Linked DNA regions of Homo sapiens: region 1 is linked to region 2. The links are chromatin contacts, found by Hi-C or POLR2A ChIA-PET in ENCODE. All regions are on one chromosome and are shown on one strand. Each heading gives the region's core, a stretch centred on a gene start or an enhancer-like site at or near the end of the contact. The rest is flanking DNA. Distances are from core to core; before and after follow the strand shown.

Region 1 (5,420 bases), core at 2,453-4,952, 47 kb after region 2:
GACAATCCTTTAACCAGGAAAGGTGGGGGCCTGGGAAGACTACAGCTTGCTAGAGCAAGTCATCCTTGACATGTTGAACTTTCAACAAGTTTATCACTCAGATATATTTGGGGGATAGGGAATCTGAGAAAACCCTAGATTAAAAGTATTTTATCAGCGCAAAACAGTGATTATTCTAAGACAATTATATGACAGCATAAAAGTATTGATATTTAAATATCTCAATACCCCAATGGCACCCGAACGAAAACCCTGCAACCAGTACAATAATAGCATTATTATACATTTTTGCTTCACTTTGTGGGACTTTAAATTTAATGCCAGAACCAACAGCTTACAAACTGCTGTGGACAAGCAGTGACCCCCTTGTGAGCTCGGTAAATGTTATCTATTGTATTCTACCAATATCTCAGCAAAAAGACAGAGTGTTCCTGAAACAGTCTCTAAAGTCGTCCATCAGAGCTTTGAAGAAGAACACTGTCTTCTTTTCATGTGGGCTGATTTTAAGGGACAATAGAGGTTTAACAGAGGACAACACAATTGGATTGAGATAAAACTGCTATATTCCCAAGAATTCTCCCATAAAGGTAAATTCCACAGATAAGACATTTACTTTTTTCTTTTTACATTTTTTGGTTTTAATTTTTAAAGTTGCTTTTTCTTGCAACTAGAAGCTCAAGTACCATTGCTATTCAGTGTTGGTTTCAGATAGTGCTAGAGGTGGCAAAAATAATTCTGCAAATGCGACTCACAGTGTGCACATTATATGTAATCTGTTTTCATGTATTCATTAGCAGAGACATTTGGAATACCTTGTTGCTGAATAATGAAATAAATTGCATTTGTCCAATATCGTCCCATCTATATCACATTTATTCCAGACTTGAGCCTACACCAATGTTATTCAACAGCCAACTCTGTCTCATTCATAATGGATTTTTCTCCAAATGGATCTGTTTCATGTTAAAATTAGTGATAAAGTTAGTTTTTAATGGAATAGGCAGCAGGCAACAGCAGCTTCCGAAAGTATAACCTAATGGGGATAACTTAATTATTAGCCATATCACCCTCAGAGAACCAGGATTATATTAAAACTCAATTTGGTACAAACATATATAGATACCACCCCTGTTTTTTCTTTAAATTAGCTAATTATGATGTGGCCTGAATTGATAAAGTCAACACATCCTCTCAAAGAACCACTTAAACACTTAAGGAAAATGAATAGTCCTTGGATGCAAGGCCAGGTATTTGACGGATTTATGAATGTCACTCACCTCCTGGCTTGAACAGAAGTGAATTCTGATACAAGTTTCTTGCCCACCTACACTCTTGATGCTGGTAAACTGTTAATTAAGCATTTCGGTAATATAATGCAAAGTTAATAACAGAGACCTATAATTAACATACACTCATATGTGCACTCTAAAAATAGGGTATCAAGGAAAGTCTTCCTATTAGGTGATGTGATCAAGATTAATTGGTTAATGTCTATATAGCCCACCTATACATAAATAAGCTTATGATTATTATAATTATGGAGAGCAGAGTTCAAAATCCACTTCAAGTTCAAAGAATAGTATTTTATACATCTAAGTATAGACGCAAATATTTAACTCTGTAAAAATACTTATTTTAATGCTATTCCAAATGTTTAATAAGTATTACTCATCACTCAAGTTTTCCTTTTTCTTAGTAAAAAATCATAGATGTTTCAAAAAATAATTCCCTTTTGCCGTTAATAACATTTTAATGTTATTTTAATTTTTTTTGAAAACTTGGTCATAGGCAGGGAAGAGGGAAAGTTTGGTGTTAATGCAGAAACTGCCTTGTTAATTAATCACAGTGCATACTGGTGGATGGATAAGCAGAAGGTGATTTAAATTTACTGAAAGCTAGGTTTATATGAAAAATAGAGCAATAAAGTTGGCTTCCCAATAAAGTTGGGTTCCTAGCCTCCAAGTCTTACACATTACTTGAGGTTGGGGAGATGACTAGATGAATACATGGTAGCAACTTATAAAGATCATAATAACAGAATATACCAAACCAGATTTCTTTTAGGGAATTCGGGAAGATTATTTGTCATTTGATTTGGGCCACAGAGAATGAATATCGCACTTCCCTAGGCAGTGAAAGTTGCGATGGGAGTGAAGAAAAGCCAAGGAGAGGTCCCAGCATGAACATGCGTGATGTGTTCAAAGAGAGGCTCACTGTGTCTCAAGGGCAGGGTAGAGTGGAGCAAATGGCTCAATATAAGGATGGAAAGTGGGTAGCCAGGTTGGCGGGACCTAATCCTAAAGGGCCTTGAATACTCTGTTAAGGAGTTTGGACTTATTTTCTAGGTGACTTAAGCCTTCAGAACAGAAAGGAGTCTGTTTAGATTACGTGTGAGAGCTCATCTGTCCAATGTTCAACCACACAATCTCAATAATGATAAAGATACTAACAAAGATGAACTAGCCAAAACCATTAATCTGCTTCCATAACGAGCTAGCCTATGAGTTTTTAAAATATGTTTCTAGCCATTAATAACCAGGGAATTTCACATTAAAGTTCAGATTTATAGATTCTCTTAAAAAAAAAAAAAAGACCTGGTGATGACAGACCAGTTATTCCAAACGGCGACAGAGCCAAGGGAGGTGCTCCCTTTCCAAAGCATATGTGCCGTCCAGCGGTCCAAGTGCCTCCTCTACCTGCCACACTCACACCACCTGCCTAGGGGCACTAAATGTTTGGGTTTGCACCTTTTCTTTTAGAGAGATGCCCTCTTTTATTATCATTATTATTATTATTATTATTATTTTTTTTTTTCTGAGACTGAGTCTTGGTCTGTTACCCAGGCTGGCGTGCAGTGGTGTGATCTCAGCTCATGCAACCTCCATCTCCCAGGTTCAAGTGATTCTCCTGCCTCAGCCTCCCGAATAGCTGGGACTACAGGCATGCACCACCACACCCAACTAATTTTTGTATTTTTAGTGGAGACAGGGTTTTACCATGTTGGCCAGGCTGGTCTGGAACTCTTGGCCTTAAGTGATCCGCCTGCCTTGGCCTCTCAAAGTGCAGGGATTACAGGTGTGAGCCACCAGGCCCAGCCGATACCCTCTTTTATTAGCAAGAATAATTCTACCATTGCATGAGTTCATACATACTGATTATCTCCGGCTTCTTTTGGTAATGCATTACTTTCCCTTTTTTTCTTTCTCATGCCAATAAAGTTTTCCATTTATTCCTTTACTTAAAATTGAAGTTATACGGTGTTAAATAAAATGTGTTTGGGTTGAAAATGAAAATGAAGATGTCATATGTAAGGGGCCTATGATGAACAGAAGGTAGAAAGCATGCTCTGTGGCAGGGTTTCTCAGCCTTGGCACTACTGACATTTTGTGTGAGATAATTCTTTGTTGTGGCTAGATGCTAATAGCACTCTCGAATTGTATTAATCAAAAAATCTCTCTAGACACTGATAAATGTTCCCTGGGGGTCAAAAGTGCCCCCAGTTGAGAACCACTGTTTTATGGAGAGAATGGTTTCCAGGAAAATAAGCTCTGGATAGGACAGTGGTGCTCTGCTGGAAAATGGATAGGACAATGCTTATGTCTCCTGCTGTTACCTCTGCCCCTGTGCACCTTTCTGTTCTGCCAGAGACAAGGGTTGCCCCACCCACAGAAAGGTGGAACAGCCAGGCATCCTGAGGGTAGTGATGCCAAAAGAAGCCCAAAGTCCTCTCCTACCTGGGAGAAACTTCAGCACCTCCATGAGGCAGCATGGCAGTGAAGGCTTTCTCTGCTCTCTACTGCTGATGTAGTTAAGGGAAACAAGAAAGAAATTTGCATGATCTATTCTCAAGACCCAAACCTCCCTGTTTGCATACCCCGGCTCAGTGTGGTGTCAGAATGATTCTAAGGAAGGAAGAAGCCCCTTTTCTCTGACAAGGCACTGGGGAAGTCTAGTCGAGATCTCACTGGGGAAAGCAGGACTTGCTGCTGCTATGGGAGGCAGGAAGCAGGCCAGGCACAGATCCTGGAACACATCAGACCAAAGTCCAGGACCTCCTCTCCTTTGGCTCGAAGGGCCTTGACCCAGAGCTCACTCACCTGAGAGCTTCTTTCACTTTTCTTGTAATATACATTTATCTTGAATCTAAGCACTGTTGTTGTATTATCAAACTGTCAGGATGGTTTTATATGTTTTCCTAGTACAAGTAAAAAAGATTAGTTGCTTTGCAAGGACGGAACAGGGAGTTGTTGATGACAAAGTGAAGTAGGTAAAAGTTGACTGAATAGTTTTGATATTTTTCATATGGATTTCAGTTTAGATGGTTTTGCGCTAAAAAAAAAAAAAAAAAAACTCAATATTATGGCATTTCCTGGAGTTTAAAATACGCTGACAATACAATTTACAAAAGGCCTTTTTGTGGTTAGTGTCTTTTCACACCTCTATCTTCTGGCATTTAGAATCTAATCATTTCTTTGTGGTAAGAGGTATTATATATAGAAAATTGGTTGAATTAAATTAATCAACGAAAGTGCCTTGTTCATTTTGCACTCCTTCTCAAAAGAAACCACTGAGGTGGGAGGACTGCTTGAACCTAAGAGTTCGAGACTAGCCTAGGCCACATGGAGAGACTCCATCTCTTTAAAAAATTAAAAAAAAAAAAAAAAAAAAAGCCATGTGTGGTGTCACATGCCTGTAGCCCCAGCTACTGGCGAGGCTGAGGCAGAAGGATCACTTGAGCCTAGGAGTTCCAGGTTACAGTGAGCTATGATGGCAACACTGCACTCCAGCCTGTGAGACCCTGTCTCTTTAAAAAGAAAAAGAAAAGAAAAAACCCAAAGGATTCATTTTTACAAAATTCAAGTCTTCTGAATGATGCTTAGTAAATATGTAGTAGATGCTCAATACAGGCTAGCTAATGACAACAGTGATTTTGGTCCTCACCATAAAGGGGCGGAAGGGTGGTGGTTAAAAGGGGGAAACAGGGCAACAGCAAAGAAAAATGACAATTAGTCTCCTCATTCAGTAAATAATGAGTAAATGAAATAGCAGTCACTCCCTTACAGTAACGACAGCTCAAAAGGGTGAATGGCTTGAACAGGGGAGGATGAACAATACAAGGGTAAAAGAGGGATGCAGACAAGGAAGGTTTTGAGTAAGTTAAACCTACTGGCGACAAAGAACGTACAGAGAGCAGGGCCAAGCAGCTGAAGCATTCTTTTATTCACAAATCAATGGAAGCTATTCAAGCCAATATGGTTTGATTTAGCAGATATTAACTGCAGCTAAAGTGATGCAAATACGTCAGCAAAAGGAGAGCAAGATAAACATGAGAAACCCACACTCGTTAAAAAGGAAGATGAGAACAGAGACTGACATTTAAAGATCAGATTAAAAGGATAGGAAAAACGAGAGAAAAGTAA
Region 2 (5,249 bases), core at 2,179-4,678:
TTGTGTGTGTCTGTTTCCCCTGTGAAAAGGAAGTAAGAAGAAGTAAGGCTTTCTTTGGGGGCTTACTAGAGAGAATTCAAGAAAATATAAATGGTCACAGAGGCAGATAATCCTTAGAAAGAGATACCAAGAGGTCAGCTGTCTAGGTATTCATTTTCCCCTGAGACACATAATCTCTGTCCAAGCTGAAAGGTGTTTATCTCTTTCTTGAGACTCTCCCACCGTTCATACCCTTGTGTAAAGGCATCACTGTGGATGCTTAAAATCAGGAATGTATTTGTTTTTGCTTTAGCTGAAGTTGAGTTTTGTTTGCTTCACATTAAGCCTGCTACAGTTTCTTGTGTGATCACCGAATATGAGGAATGTCTGAATGATCTCTTCTTTTTTTCTTTAAGTGGAGCTAGTACTTGAGGGCTGCCATGCTATTTCCTAGATATCTCTTCTGACGACCAAATCCCAGCATCTGTCACCTTTCTTTCTAGGCTCTTTTCCACCTTGCATATTTCTTCTCAGAATCCTTTCCAATTTCTTCACTACTTCTTTTTTTCTTTTTTAAAACTGAGGCAGGGTTTCGCTATGTTGCCCAGGCTGGTCTCGAACTCCTGGGCTCAAGCGGTCCTCCCACCTCGGTCCCCCAAGTAGCTGGGATTCCAAGTGCGAGCCCATGTATCTGGCATTATTTCTTCATTTCTTTCAAAAGTCTGAAGTCCCTAACTAGACATAGCTCTTGAATAATGGTTGGGTCATTAATGAAAAGGATGCCACTTTTTAGTTTGCATACATACATTAAGTTAACTTCCACCCACCATTAATAAAGTCCAAGACTGTTAACATAGAAGCATATATTAATCATCAGTTAGCTCTGCTTTAAGGGCATGAGGATGATGATGACAGATTATCAGTCTTACTGAGTACTTGTAGTAACCATATCTTTTTATTCTGTATTTTGGATGCAGACATCTTCGGGCTTTGCAGACACTGGAGGGACTGCCCTTGCAGGGCTGGATAACTCCTACATACAGCAAACAACCTGCTGTCAGCCACCTCTCACACAAAACCAAGTGGGCTAGAGCCCACACCCAGCACACCTTCTTCATCAGGCCCTTACGCTTCTCGCCATGATTCCCCTGCCCTGGTCACCCTAGGGCTAGGTACAAGACAATTAGGGACAGCCCCTACCTCCTAGCGCCGTCTGTAATGATTCAGACTAGCTACTTATCCTAATCCTGCTCATCCTGCTGCACCTTCCTTCCTGTGGAAAACACCATGGAGGCTCTTGGCAGTGTTTCCCCACATCCCTCTCCCCTTCACTGACCCTGGCGCTTCCCCATGTGTCCCCTGTATGGTGTGGCATGGGCCCTGTCTCTAGGGATTTGTGAGTCCAGCACTCCCTCCTTAATCGTCGTTTTGCTTTCCTCGTTTCAGTTACTTGCGTCAACTGCAGTAAAAGAATATTAAGATATTTTGAGAGAGAGAAGGGAAGCAAAGAGAGACCACATTCACATAACTTTTATTACAGTATATTTTAATAATTGTTCTGTATTATTATTATTGTTGTTAATCTCTCATTGTGCCTAATTTATAAGTTCAACTTTATCACAGGTCTGGATGTATGGGAGAAAACAGTATCTAAAAGGTTCGCAGTTTCAGGCATCCCCATGAGGCTAAGGGGGGACTACTGTGTAACAAACTTCTTCCTTCATGACAGTCATTTCCAGATCTGTGTGTCTTATGGTACCTGATTAAAACAAATCCCAAATACCATTAAAACAGCACTGACTTCATACTAGGCACTCTATGCTTTATGTGGATTGTGTCATTCACTTGTGACAAGGGCAATATTGGGCAAATCCTATCATTCCCCTGGTTTTAAGGCTGAAAAAACAGAGGCTTAGAGAGGTGTAGTGACTTGCTCAGAGTCCTCGCTGTAGCATGGGGTAAAGCCAGGATATGACTTCACATAGTTTAACTCCAGAACTTACACTGTCATCTTGTTTTGTTTTTCTGCTTCTCTTGTGTGTCAAAAGAATTCCTCCTTAGTTGTTCTCATATGGGGCAACCATTAAATTAGGCAGTGTAAAAAACAAGTTATGCAGAATAAAGTAGCAAGAGCAATCTACTCTGAAATTAGTGTTTTCCCTCACTTTAGCACCTTTAGCTGACCCAGCTTCCTACCGCCCAGACATTTTACAAAAATCTCTCTCTGGAGTTGCCTCCTGATCTGGATTAGGAGTCACATAAGAAAATCAGTCTCATGAGTCCATCATTTTTCCTCATTTCTGACCAGAAGTATTCTGCCCCATTTGCTTCACCTTATTTCTAAATCACTCTAGCTCATTTAAACAAACAAACAAACAAACAAACAAACAATGAAACTTACTGCAAGGGCACAGAATAACTATCATTAAAGATGTCTGTGTAATTATGCCATAAGTTGCAAGGCAAACTCATGAAGCATTCCGTATGTTCTTTGAGCAGTGGCACTGTGGCTCGAACCAATGTCCAGCTTCCACACTATCTGCTTGGAAGAGGATTACCCTTATTTGGAAGTCTCAGTTTTGAGGATTTGGGGAAAGCAGGCACGCAAGCAGACACACCTTATTCTCTACAGCATCATTTATACCTCAACTAAGTCAGCTGAACAAATGCCTGCTGAAAAGTTCTGGGAGTGGCATAGCTAAGAACCAGAAAGGCGATCTTTCTTTTGGATTAAGTCAACAGAGTCATACCCACAAGGAGAACTATCAAATATCAGATGCGAGAGGTGAAGTGGGGTTATAAGGTGAGAGCTGAGAAGGGAGAAACAGGGTGAGTAAACCTCCATGACTCAGACGAATACTGAACTTTGCATTTCAGGAAGAATGAGGGTTTGGGTTGCTTCTTTTTCTTTTTAAAAACCTCTTCTTTTCAGTATTCCTTGGGGGGCGGGGTTCTCAGAGGATTAAGGGTTTGGAAAATTAAACAGATAAGATACTAAGAGTTAAATAACACATAAGAGGAAGAAGGATTAGAAAGAGGAAGAAGAAAAGTAGAAAGTGTGGTAGGTACCTTCCTACCTCAAGGTAGAAGTAGTGTGTTTCTAAGTACAGAGATAGATTTTGTCTGATTGGGGAGAAATCCTGCAAAAGGATTAGGAAGTGAGTGAGCTGAGAGATGAATTCCAGGGATTGGAGGTCATACAGAGAGCAGGGGAAGCACAAAACTAGGGCATGGAGTTTTGGGTGGAACTGAGGAGGCGTAAAAAAAAAGTGCTGAAGTTGTGAGCTGGGAAAGGTATCAAGTACATAATTTGGCAATTTTGTTATTTCTAAAAGATAAGCTAACAAATTACTTGGCTGTCATAAAAGTTCACTTTTTATGGATGTTAAAATACATGGAGATGTTCATTTACAAACATGGTGAGCTTGAGCCAGAGAGCCACCATGATACATTTCAGGTAGTATACGTTTAGTGTGACTGTGGCGCACTACCACCACCTAGTGGCAGCAGATTACCATGCAGCTATTGCAAATAGAAAATTAGAATAAAACAAACAGGCCTTTGGTGCTGAAAGACTTTGAGAGATTATCAGGTACAGCAGTTGACATATAGGTGATGCATCAGAAACACCCACAGAGCTTTTAAAAGATACACCTTAGATATATCAAACCAGAACTATATATCAAACCAGAAACTTTTGGCGATGTCGTCCAGGCATACATAGTAGTTTGAACAATGAGAAATTCCCATTTTTATAAGTCAAAAAAGAAAAAAATTGTCATTTTTTTTTTTTTGAGACGGAGTCTTGGTCCGTCACCAGGCTGGAGTGCAGTGGCATTACCTCGGGTCACTGCAACCTCTGCCTCCTGGGTTCAAGTGATTCTCCTGCCTCAGCCTCCCGAGTAGCTGGGACTACAGGCGTGCACCACCACACCGAGCTAATTTTTGTATTTTTAGTAGAGACAGGGTTTCACCATGTTGGCTAGCATGGTCTAGATCTCTTGACCCCGTGATTCGCCTGCCTCGGCCTCCCAAAGTGCTCGGATTTACAGGCGTGAGCCACCGTACCTGGCCACAATTGTCATTTTTATAGTAAATATTTTTTAAAAGCTCCCCGAAGACTTTGACTTCCTTTTGTTAAGAACCAGAGATTGATTCGAGTTTTCTGATTTGCCAAAAACAAAAATGAAGTTTAGAATGTTAAATGACTTGTCCAAGGTCCCATGGCTGGGACTCAATCTCTTGTCCTGATTTTAAGTCCAGTGCCCTCTTACTTATATGTATCTTCTTCATTGTGGGACAAACAAAACAATGTCACACATTCTCGATTTCCTGACACAGAGTCCCTACATATCCACCTTTTGTTTCAATTCCTACTGTCTCAAAGACATCTCTCCAGTGTTCCTCCCTTATTTCACCTAGCTTTTCAAAACGCCTTGTGCTTTTATTTCTGATACGTGTCTTACCTTCTCTGGAAATTCTATTCCCTAATACTTTTTCTTTAAAAAAAATGACTGTATACTATGAATTTTTCACTGATCCCATTAGATGGGCGCTTGGCAAACTGGGACAGAGGCCATGGTGTTTAGGAGAAGGCTCATACCAGGTTGCAAGAGCTGAGTGCTAAAATGTCAGGAATTTTGTTATTAAGGCTAGTTATTAAATCTGTTATTACACATTAACTGATGCATTCCTGACATAAAAAATTAACTACTTTTTAATGATTATTTTACTGTTATCAATGTTCTTCAGGTTGTCTACATCAATTATCCTTATATCTGAAGGTGGAAATACTATACCATGCTGTGCATCCCTTCCCTACTCTGTATTCTGTGAAAGAGCGGGTCGGGTGGCTTGAAAATGGCCATTGGTGGGATTATTTACACCACAGAAATTGGCAAATGTTACAGATCAGGGTTTGATTTATTATTTTGCTTTATTGTCTAGATTTAAAAAGTGATGGCCCAATGCAGTGGCTCATGCCTGTAATCCCAATACTTTGAGAGGCTGAGGCAGGAAGGTGATGGCCCAATGCAGTGGCTCATGCCTGTAATCCCAATACTTTGAGAGGCTGAGGCAGGAGGATCACTTGAGGCCAGGTGTTCGAGACCAGCCTGGGCAACATAGACCCTGTCTCTACAGGAAATAAAACAATTAGCCAGGTGTAGTGGCATGTGCTTGTAGTCCCAGCTACTTGGGAAGGTGAGGTGGGAAGATTGTTGGAGCCAGGAGTTTGAGGGTGCAGTGAGCTATGATTGTACCACTGCATT

Evidence for each region. Hi-C counts contacts between places; a loop is a spot of excess contacts on that map. ChIA-PET counts read pairs that join two places held with the same protein, here RNA polymerase II (POLR2A). Pooled maps may share reads with other maps.
Region 1: a loop to region 2 is called in a map of left cardiac atrium, with 5 times the contacts of the local background. The contact joins two enhancer-like sites. A Hi-C loop is called at or near these places in 7 of 168 maps with a recorded cell type or tissue (CD4-positive, alpha-beta T cell, GM12878, PC-3 and 4 more), 7 of 37 single-sample maps with no recorded cell type and 13 of 50 pooled maps. POLR2A ChIA-PET finds 5 or more read pairs at or near these places in 21 of 52 experiments (CD4-positive, alpha-beta T cell, CD4-positive, alpha-beta memory T cell, CD8-positive, alpha-beta T cell and 12 more).

Annotation. Positions count from the first base shown.
Region 1 is chr15:60,564,614-60,570,033 of GRCh38, forward strand. All of the region lies in intron 2 of RORA (RAR related orphan receptor A), which reads right to left. All of the region lies in intron 3 of RORA-AS1 (RORA antisense RNA 1), which reads left to right. Among named protein-coding and RNA genes, the nearest start is that of RORA-AS1, 88 kb to the left of the region's middle. RefSeq lists a silencer at 3,657-3,951. Within about 2 kb of position 3,703, at least 5 of the 41 ENCODE cell types and tissues checked have a DNase peak (open chromatin) inside an H3K27ac peak, as active enhancers do.
Region 2 is chr15:60,517,488-60,522,736 of GRCh38, forward strand. All of the region lies in intron 3 of RORA (RAR related orphan receptor A), which reads right to left. All of the region lies in intron 3 of RORA-AS1 (RORA antisense RNA 1), which reads left to right. Among named protein-coding and RNA genes, the nearest start is that of RORA-AS1, 41 kb to the left of the region's middle. Within about 2 kb of position 3,429, at least 5 of the 41 ENCODE cell types and tissues checked have a DNase peak (open chromatin) inside an H3K27ac peak, as active enhancers do.